Regions from separate parts of the Homo sapiens genome. Here region 1 is linked to region 2. Evidence: chromatin contacts called from ENCODE Hi-C or POLR2A ChIA-PET data. All regions are on one chromosome and are shown on one strand. Each heading gives the region's core, a stretch centred on a gene start or an enhancer-like site at or near the end of the contact. The rest is flanking DNA. Distances are from core to core; before and after follow the strand shown.

The links. Hi-C counts contacts between places; a loop is a spot of excess contacts on that map. ChIA-PET counts read pairs that join two places held with the same protein, here RNA polymerase II (POLR2A). Pooled maps may share reads with other maps.
Region 1: a loop to region 2 is called in a map of B cell, with 20 times the contacts of the local background. The contact joins the promoter of FLVCR1 here to the promoter of SMYD2 in region 2. A Hi-C loop is called at or near these places in 1 of 168 maps with a recorded cell type or tissue (B cell) and 8 of 50 pooled maps. POLR2A ChIA-PET finds 5 or more read pairs at or near these places in 3 of 52 experiments (PC-9, T-cell and activated T-cell).

What each region holds. Positions count from the first base shown.
Region 1 is chr1:212,854,660-212,859,870 of GRCh38, forward strand. It overlaps FLVCR1 (FLVCR choline and heme transporter 1), which reads left to right and starts at 3,616. Exons shown (of 10, transcript NM_014053.4): 1 at 3,616-4,531. The coding sequence starts at 3,794. FLVCR1-DT (FLVCR1 divergent transcript) reads right to left here and starts at 3,479. Exons shown (of 2, transcript NR_027286.1): 1 at 3,107-3,479; 2 at 1,945-2,259. It also overlaps the pseudogene RPS28P2. RefSeq lists silencers at 3,717-3,776, 3,857-4,066.
Region 2 is chr1:214,278,730-214,283,904 of GRCh38, forward strand. SMYD2 (SET and MYND domain containing 2) reads left to right here and starts at 2,430. Exons shown (of 12, transcript NM_020197.3): 1 at 2,430-2,698. The coding sequence starts at 2,526. LOC124904509 (a long non-coding RNA gene) reads right to left here and starts at 2,307. Exons shown (of 2, transcript XR_007066876.1): 1 at 1-2,307. RefSeq lists an enhancer at 1,385-1,950 and silencers at 2,230-2,519, 2,540-2,659, 2,690-2,849.

The DNA of each region.
Region 1 (5,211 bases), core at 2,366-4,865, 1.4 Mb before region 2:
CCTCCTAAAGTGCTGGGATTACAGGCGTAAGCCACTGCACCTGGCCAAGATTTTTTTTTTTTAAGAAACAGATTTCACGTGGTGGTGGGCGCCTTAATCCCAGCTACTTGAGAGGCTGAGGAGGGAGAATCGCTTGAACCCCGGAAACAGAGGTTGCAGTGAGCCGAGATCGCATCACTGCACTCCAGCCTGGGTGACAAGAGCGAAACTCCGTCTCAAAAAAAAAAAAAAAATAATAATAATAATTTAAAAAAAGATTTCCTTCCTTCTCTCCTCCCTCCTTTTTTCCTTCCTTCCTTTCTTTTTCTCTCTTTCTTTCTTTCTCTCTCTCTTCTTTCTTTGTCTCTTTCCTTTCTTTTCTTTCTAATTTGGCACACAAACACTTTATTTAAATGCATATCTCAATTCCTGTGCGGCTGGCAAATAAAATAAAGGAGCAGATCATGGCACAGCATTCTCATGGACCAAGTGGTCGAACCCAACATCCAAGACCCAGTGAGCAGCCAAGCTCAGTGCAACCTCCAGGCCTCTCGCTCTGACTCCAACAGGGTGAGCACATAGCCCTTGCGCATGGGGTCTTTTACACTGTGGATGATGGAGTGGCTTGTGTCTTCCATAAATTCCCGCATGCACTGTCCCTGAGAGCTGGTTCTGCCCAGGACCTTGGTGACCCTGGCTAGCTAGATAGGCTGCACATGGCTGGTGTCTGTGATGGCGATGCAGCAGCAGTTGGGCAGAGAGAAGAAATAGATTTCTTTACAAAGCAAGTAATTATTTAAAATATTCACGGTAATTCAGTATTCATTAGCTGTACTCAGTAAATATTTATTGAACAGCTACTATGTGCTAGGTACTCGCACAAAGTACACTGGTTACAAATTCTTGAAAAATAGTAGCGGTAGCAAAAAGCAACAAAACTTTCAGCCCTGCCCTTATGGAACTCACATTCTAGTGGGCAGGGAGAAAATAACCAGAAAAAGGCCCAGCACAATGGCTCATGCCTGTAATCCTAGCACTTTGGGAGGCCGAAGTGAGCTGATCAGTTGAGACCAGTCTGAGCAATGTGGCAAAACCCCATCTCTACAAAAAATACAAAAAGTACTCAGGCTTGGTGGTCAGCCGAGAGAGAGAGAGAGAAGGAAAGAAAGAGAGAGAGAAAGAAAGAAAAGAAAGAAAGAGGCCAGGCTCGGTGGCTCAGGCCTGTAATCCCAGCACTTTGCGAGGCTGAGGCGGGCGGATCACGAGGTCAGGAGTTCAAGACCAGCCTGGCCAATATGGTGAAACCCTGTCTCCACTAAAGAAAAATACAAAAATTAGCCAGGCATGATGGCGCGGGCCTGTAGTTCCAGTTACTCGGGAGGCTGAGGCAGAAGAATCGCTTGAACCTGGGAGGTGGAGGTTGCAGTGAGCCGAGATCGCGCCACTGCACTCCAGCCTGGGTGACAGAGCAAGACTGTCAAAAAAAAAAAGAAAGAAAGAAAATAACCAGAAAAAAAAAGTAAAAATATAGGACATTTTAGGTGAAGGTAAGCACTAGGAAAGAAAGAAAAAAAAAAGCAGGGAAGGGATGTTGGCCGGGGCGGGCGGAGGGGGGGATTTATACAGTTTGGCCAAGGAAGACATTATAATAATGCACTTATTCCTTAGTTTAGAACATGTAGCATTTCACCTGTACCGAGAGATGCCTGATATATTTCATACATGACCAAAATAATAATGTAAGAGGCAATAAAAAAGTGCAGGGTTTTAGGGTTCTAGATATCAGCACATTTTAAGATTAAATGCATGGTAAGAACTTTTGTACTATATACACCTAGTTTGAACTTAAATTTAATAACAAACTCTTTGGAGTCTCTCTCTCTCTCTTTTTTTTTTTTTCCCAAACATAGCTTCCCAAGGAGCAGAAGGGCTGAATTTTCTCTAGTTCCAGGAAGACCGCAAGGCTACTGTGCTCTGGATGTCTCGTTTTTATTTTTTTATTTTTTTATTCTCCAGATCTCAAGACGGTGTCTGGCACATACCATTCAATACAAGTTTGGTACCTGGAACCCACTGAATATGCATGTCCAGTAACTATTAACTACATGTGTTGGTGCAAGGGAGAAGGTCGAGCAACCGGATCTGCTCCATCATAGCCCGTCTCAGTCGCTTCATTCAAGTCAGCGGGGTGAGGTTGAGGGGATTCCAACTTCACAAGGGCAGATTTCTCATGGACTCTCTTTCTCTGGTTGTACTGGAACACTTTCTGGCGTTATTCCTCTGCTGGGACAGCATGAACTTATGAAACGTGGTCCTGTCTGCCCTAAAGCCAGGGTCTCACCGACAAGGACAGCGATGCTGGGGCGAGAAATAAAGTTCGTCCTGGGCCTGCGTACGGTACAGCGCCCTTGGGAAGCCCTTGTGGAGTTAAGGGTGATGCCCACTTCTTTGTCTCCCTCATTCTGTTTCGGTGGCTCTCTCGTTCCCAGTTCCAAGCTGCCCACTTGTTAGAGGAGCCACTGCTTACCAGGCATCTGGTTTAATAAAACATGGCTAGAGCGACTGCATGTTAAAGTGAGTAACTAGGCACTCACAAGGCACCTATAAGGTTAATGCTAAAGGTCTGAAAATAGCCGCATTCTAAGCTGACCAACAATTATAATTACACAATATTTATGGCCATACAGGACATCTCCCACCAAGTCTGCGGAATTGTCCAGATGTCCTGAGTTTTTTTTTTTTTTTTAGACAAGGTCTCACTTTGTCGCCCAGGCTAGGCTGGAGGGCAGTGTGGTGCGATCTCAGCTCACTGCAACCTCCGCCTCCCAGGTTCAAGTAGTTCTCCTGCCTCAGCCTCCTGAGTAGCTGGGACTACAGGCATGCACCACCACGCCTGGCTACTGGCTTTTTTTTTTTTTTTTTTTTTTTTAAATAGATGGCATCTCAGTATGTTGCCCAGGCTGGTCTCGAACTCCTGGGCTCAAGGGAGACTCCTGTCCGGCCTCCCACAGTGCTGGGATTACAGACGTGGCCACCGAGCCCGGCCCAGCCCTCTACTCAGAGATAACGTCAATGCGCAGGCTTAGGTTGAAGGATTAATGGTCATTAGTGCACCAACAGCCCCTACCTTTAGTGGGCACATCAGCACATTCCACGATTAATCACAGCTCCTCACAGCTGCCTCTAAGTAGTGACACTACCGAAGGACGGGAGTTCCTCCTCCTGCAGTCTGAGGACTTGCACTCTCTAACGGAGTAGATTCCAATAAACTTGCTTCCTTCACTGCGCTCTGTGACTCGCCTCCAATTCTTCCCTGAAGTAGACCCAAGAACCCTCTCTTGGGGTCTGGATCGAGACCCCTTTTTCCAGCAACACAACCCGCGGGGCCGCCTCCCGCCCACCCTCAGGTGCAGGAGACCCCGGGCCATGCATCCTTCCGGGCAGGAAAATGTCAGCCAGCGCTCGCCGGCCGCTTTCCTCCCCCGCCTCCCGAAGTTCTCGCCCGGTAGCTCCCCGACTGGCTCTCGCGCCGGACAAAGGCGCACGCTGATTGGCCGGAGGGCCGTAGTCATGCAGGACGCGCGACTCTAGGGGCGGGACCAGACAAGGGGTGACTGCCGCGCGGCGCGGGGGAGGAGACCTTCATCTGTTCACGCGGTAGCGCGGATTGCGGTTCGCGGCGCGCGCCACCGGGGAAGGAGCGGTGGGCCGAGGGGTTGGAGGTGGGGCCCCAGGAGGACCTCGGGCTGTGGGCCGGGAGAGCGGAGTCGGGGAGTGGGGCGGGGGAGCGAGGTGGCGCCGGGGAGCCTGGGATATGGCGCGGCCAGACGATGAGGAGGGGGCGGCGGTGGCGCCCGGACACCCGCTCGCGAAAGGATACCTCCCGTTGCCGAGGGGCGCGCCCGTTGGGAAGGAGAGCGTGGAGCTGCAGAACGGGCCCAAAGCGGGCACCTTCCCGGTGAATGGGGCCCCCCGGGACAGCCTCGCTGCCGCCTCGGGAGTTCTGGGCGGGCCTCAGACTCCACTGGCCCCAGAAGAGGAGACCCAGGCCCGGCTGCTGCCTGCGGGCGCGGGAGCTGAGACCCCGGGGGCCGAGAGCAGCCCGCTGCCCCTTACGGCGCTCTCCCCGCGGCGCTTCGTGGTGCTCCTGATCTTCAGCCTGTACTCGCTGGTCAACGCCTTTCAGTGGATCCAGTACAGCATCATTAGCAACGTCTTCGAGGGCTTCTACGGTGTCACCTTGCTGCACATCGACTGGCTGTCCATGGTGTACATGCTGGCCTACGTGCCCCTCATCTTCCCGGCCACCTGGCTGCTGGACACCAGAGGCCTGCGGCTCACCGCCCTGCTGGGCTCCGGCCTCAACTGCCTGGGTGCCTGGATCAAGTGCGGCAGTGTGCAGCAGCATCTCTTCTGGGTCACCATGTTGGGCCAGTGCTTGTGCTCGGTGGCCCAGGTGTTCATCCTGGGCTTGCCCTCCCGCATCGCCTCAGTGTGGTTTGGGCCCAAAGAGGTGTCCACAGCTTGTGCCACCGCCGTGCTGGGCAATCAGGTAAGTACTGGAGTGGTAGGTGAAAGTCAGATCCTTAAAAGACCGGAAAAAGTCATAGGCCGTGAGAACTATGGCCTGTATGGATGAACTGCCCCAGGAGGTATTTGTCTATAAAAGAGGAGATGAAGCCGTTGAATAGGAGGCCGTCTTGGATTGAAGTGGGCTATAAATTTCTTTGTAAGGACAAAATTTTCCAAACGACCTTGTCATCTTGCTTTGAAAATTACCTATAAAATAATTAACTGGGCCGGGCGCGGTGGCACACACCTGTAATCCCAGCACTTTGGGAGGCCGAGGTGGGTGGATCACTTCAAGTCAGGAGTTCCAGACCAGCCTGGGCAACATGGGGAAACCCCGTCTCTGTTAAAAATACAGAAATTAGCCAGGCCTGCTTGCGGGTATCTGTAGTCCCAGCAACTCAGGAGGCTGAGGCAGGAGAATCTCTTGAACCCGGGAGGTGGAGGTTGCAGTGAGCGGAGATTGCACCTTTGCACTCCAGCTTGGGTGACAGAGTGAGACTCTGTCTCAAATAATAATAATAAACTGTAACCATAATAATAATAATAATAATTAACTGTATTGGCTTGTGTATGCCTAACATGGAAAATTTGTCAATGCAGTAACGAACAAGACTTGGGGTATTATTTTTGTCACCAGTGTATTTGTGAAAGGAAGGTATT
Region 2 (5,175 bases), core at 1,180-3,679:
CTTCAGCTGTTCCTGCCTCATTTCCTGTCCTCTCTTCCAGATGCTCAGGGGCCCCCAACTACAAGCTCTGTGCTTTCAGGGTCTTCTGTCTTTGTACGCAGTTCTCTCTGCCCAGAAAACTCTTCTCCCCACCTCCACTTGCAAAATCCTGTCCATCCTTCAGGCTCAGCTCTAACGTTACTTGAATGTGATGCCTGTCTTGACTGTTTAGCAGGCTAAAGCTGTCACTCCCTGCCTGTACTACCACAGAACATTTTGTACAAGCCACCATAACTGCACTTATCCCAGTGAACTGTGTTTGTTTGCAGCAAAACACTGTGGTTAGGAACATGGACCTTGAATTCAGACTGACTTGGAAACCAAATTCTGCAATTTATTGTGTGGCCTTGAAAATCATTCCTTCTGGGTCTTAGTTTCCTTCCTAATTTTGGCAATGAGGGGCATAATACCTAACTCATTAGCCTGTTGTAAAGATAAACCAGATAATGTGTTTAATGATGGAGCACGATGCCTGGTCAACAATACTCAATAACTAATGGTATTATCAAACTTGAATGTGCCAAATGCAAGGACCTAGGACTACATTTTGTCCACTTTTTTTTTTTTTTTTTTTTTGAGACAGAGTTTCGCTCTTCTTGCGCAGGCTGGAGTGCAATGGTGCGATTTTGGCTCACAGCAACCTCCACCTCCCAGGTTCAAGCGATTCTCCTGCCTCAGCCTCCCGAGTAGCTGGGATTACAGGCATGCACCACCACACCTGGCTAATTTTGTATTTTTAGTAGAGATGAGGTTTCTCCATGTTGGTCAGGCTGGTCTTGAACTCTCGACCTCAGGTGATCCGCCTACCTCGGCCTCCCAAAGTGCTGGGATTACAGGCGTGAGCCACCACAGCCGGCTGATGTCCATCTTTCTATCCCAGTTGCTGGCCATAGTCAGTCGAAGTTTCTTAAAATGCATAAATGAAAATACTATCATAACTTCCTTTACTTGAAGACGGGTTAGAGGCTTATTTAGTTTGCCACTAATAAGGGCTTTTTTGTTTTCTTTTGAGACAAGGTCCTGCTCTGTCACCCAGGCTGGAGTATAATGGAGTCACCACAGCTCACTGCAACCTTGACTTCCCAGGCTCAAGCTATCCTCCCACCTCAGCACCACTTGAGAGGTGGTTAATTTCCCATAGAGACGGGGTCTTTATGTTGCCCAAGCTGGTCTCCAACTCTCCAATTCCTGGGCTCAAATGATCCTCCCACCTTGGCCTCCCACAGTGTTGGGATTACAGGGCTGAGCCACCACACCCAGCTGATAAAGACATTTTACTGAAATGCCAAAAATTCCACTGATTTTACATCTCCAATCATATTAATCCTTTCCCTTTGCTCAACCAGTCCTGAACTTACACAGGTAACTGTTTGAGGTCCTATTTTGAAGTAGTGGTTTCTGCTAAATGATCTCGTCACAATTTTAGTCTTTACTGCATGTACATCAATTCCAGTCTTTACATAATCATGTGGAACACGGATTATATTTTCCTTTCTCATATGAAAAGTAATAGCGTGCATGTGTATAGGATTTACGTTTCAGGCTTTGTGGGCTTTAAATCCTTTGACTCCTAACCCAAGTGACTTTTCTAAGATCACAGTTCGTGGGTGGTCAAGCATATTAAAACTACTGCAAACTCTAGCGCAGTGTCCTGGACACTGGCCACAGCATCGCATTATCCCCCAACAGCCTAAATTCCTTGAAGGCAAGGTTCTCTCTGGCTTCCTCTGCAACGTTCGCAGCATGCCTCAGAGACTCGGTGAGCTGGGCCGGCCAATGCATTTCCTCTTCCGTCCATGTAATTCCACTAGAGGAGCAGAGGGCAAACTACGTTCCCATTAAAGCCACAAGGTTTAAAAACCTCTAACCTTGGAAAAGCACACTTCAACCCTCTGCACACCAAACTTCTCTACTGTGGTTTCCCCTCTGCCGCTTTCTCCTTGGCGTTCCCCGATCACTGCCTCTAGGGTCTTTACAAGGGACAGCGAACGTAAGGTTTCGGAGCTGGCTTCGCCCCCTTCTATTTACCGGGGGCTGGTCATCCTTCGGGCCAGGCTGACTGTCTAGGGGTGGCCCTCGGATACCTGGTCCCCGCAGGTGACCCCCCTCCCTCCCACCGAGGAGGAGGGCGCGTCCCGCTCGCTCCGTGGAGACGCCGCGGAGGCGCACACGCCTCACGCCTCCTCGCAGAAGCCACAGGGGCTGCGGCTCTTTGTCGCGGCCACACCGGAAACGGCCCGGAGCGCGCGCGGGGCGGCCGCCGAGGGTCGCGGCGCTAGGCGGGGCCGCCGGGCCCGTCCCCCTCCCCGCGGGGGCGCGCGAGGCCCGGGCGGGGCCGCCCTCCCTTCCGGGGAGCGGGGAGCCGCCGCCGCGTCCGCCGGGCGGCTCCCACCCCGCCCCCCGCAGCTCTAGGTGACGCGTCTCCAATAACAGCTCGCCGGGAGCCGCAGCTCGGGCACAGCCGGCGGCCGCGCCCCGCCGCCACCATGAGGGCCGAGGGCCTCGGCGGCCTGGAGCGCTTCTGCAGCCCGGGCAAAGGCCGGGGGCTGCGGGCTCTGCAGCCCTTCCAGGTGGGGGACTTGCTGTTCTCCTGCCCGGCCTATGCCTACGTGCTCACGGTCAACGAGCGGGGCAACCACTGCGAGTACTGCTTCACCAGGTAGGGCGGCGGCGGCGGCGGCGGCGGGCGGGAGCCGGGGGCGCCGAGCGGGAGGCTTGGACGGCGGCGCCAGGAAGTGCGTGCGGCTCGCGGGGTCCTAGCGCCGGCCCTTGGGGCGGGGTGGGGGGCGGGGAGGGGAGGAGGCCCCGCGCTGCGGCCCCGCGCTGCAGCCCCACGCCAGGCGCCACGTGCGAGAGGAAACAGGACCGGTGCCCCGCTGCACGCCCTGCACTGCACGTTTTCAGAGTTGCTCACGCTGGATGCGCAAACCCGGGCGTGCAGGTTCCTGCCCTCAAATGTGGGCTCCGAGCCAGGCTTGTTCCAAGCCTGGGCACTCACTGCCCTCCCGGTGCATTGGCAGCGGAGCCCCAAATTTGGGCAGCCACGGGCTGTCACCTTTAACTTATGCTTCCTGCGGTGTGTTCTGTTACCCACAGTCCAGCCCTGCCTCAGATTGGCCGTTTCTTCCAAGGAATTTAATGACTTAGTATATGTCTTGTAAAGTACGCTTACATGTTAAAGTACGCTTACATGGGTGTTTGGAGGGACGCCAGTGGGCACTGACCACACCCCCTGGATTCTGAGGTGCTGCGACGATGAGTTGCAGTGTCCAGTTTCGGTTTGGGATTAGGAAAACATGGTCGCAGGAAGGGATTGGGCAAGATGTGTGGTTGCTAATGGTATTTAATTGTAAGATACCATATGTATATATGTGTCTGTGTTTGTATATATGATGCATATACATTTGCACACACCAACACATAATTATATCCTCAACTCTTATGAGAGTTTCAGAGCTTAAAGGCACATTAGAAATCACCAATTCAGTCTTGTCTTTCACTTAATGGATGAGAAAACTAAAGCCCAGAGAGAAAGTGGAGTTACCTTTATCCATTCACACCAGTAGTGAAGGGAGTGAAATCTGGCCTTATTCACTTCTGCCTATTTCTCACTGGTTAGGTGCTCAGTAAATTTACTAAGGCAGGAGGCATGGCATTGGGGTTAAGTTTATATCAGGCCTTCCAGTACTCTGAGTAGAGACCATGATTTGCTTTCTTTGAACCTCAGTTTCTTCATCTTTGAAATGGAGATTCCTGGGCTGGATTAAGCTGACCTGCGGTCCTGCAGGGACCTTTTGAGTACAGGTCTCAAGTCCAGCATACTCAATCTCTCAGACCTGTGTGCCTCATTCTACAATAAGACGTAGCAAAAGAAGGGACAAAGGCTAAATATTGTAGTAATCTTGCCCAGACTCCCTGCCAGAACTGTCTTCCGCTTGGGGGGACCTGGAAAGGAACTAGACACGGAATCATGCCGTGGGCAGCTTAAGGGCTGTATGTGATGTGGCTCTTTGAATTGGTGAGCCAAGAGCTAAAGGGTCATGGCACCACTTTGCAACGTTTGAGTGAAGTGAGCATTGGGTTTTCCCAAAGTTAAAAAGGCTGCTGTGACTGGTCCCTTGATCTTCTGAGCCTTGCTGTGGCTCGGAGTCTGCAGCAGCGTGGGTGTCTGCAGTGGCAGGAGCAAAGCAGGTCAGGCAGCACAGAAGGAGCCTCCATCAGGGATCCTGGCAATTCCTGGAAGCCATCGCCTAAGACCATGGATGCCAGGCACATAGTAGGTGCTTACTTTATATGGGTAGTTGCCAGCCCTGGCCCCCAGTGAATGAAAGATCAAATCCCTCTGGATTTAGAAGGGATGAGAAGAACTGAGAGATGCTTCTCTTTAGCTTTAAGTCTCCTAATTGTATCTACTACGCATACCCCCAACCTTAGAACATTAATGGATGGTCAGATGCAAGTTCACAAAGCATTCAGCCTGGATTATTCTGCCATATGTGACAGTTTGCTGCCTCTTTTGTTGTTAAATTTTTCTGATTGACATTTATTAGTGTTACTCACTGTTGCCTTGGGTCCCTCACCAGGGCTGCAACTTGCAATGGGGTGTTATTACAACTTGCAAACCACTTCTCTGTTTGATTTCCCTGACCTTATGTCAATACCCGTAGTTTATTTCCTCTCTCTCCCCAAAGAATTATTTGAAGTCAATTAAAATAATACAAAAGAAATAATATCCATGATACTTATGCAATTAGAAATATCCTTGTACCCTACTTCATGATTTCTATTAAATCTGAATCATTTACTATTAGTGGTTAGGTCATCTGATAGATTCAGCATCAGTTCCTCTGTCAGCAATTTGTATATGACTTAGGACAAATCAGTCTGTCCAGATGTATGAGGGGAACGTGTATTTTCCTCCATAGGGCCTCAAAGTATAGGAGTAGAATTCTGGAAATGTTCATACTTACAGGTCAAAATCTGCTGCCTGCCCCAGCTCCACACACCCAAAAGAAAGCTACCCCTTATCCTTTCTTTTGCCAGAAGTTTAACATAAACAATACTGCTTAAGATAAATGAATGACCCAAGAATTTCCATGTCATACTAATTGTATCAGGATCTAACTTTTTTTGAAG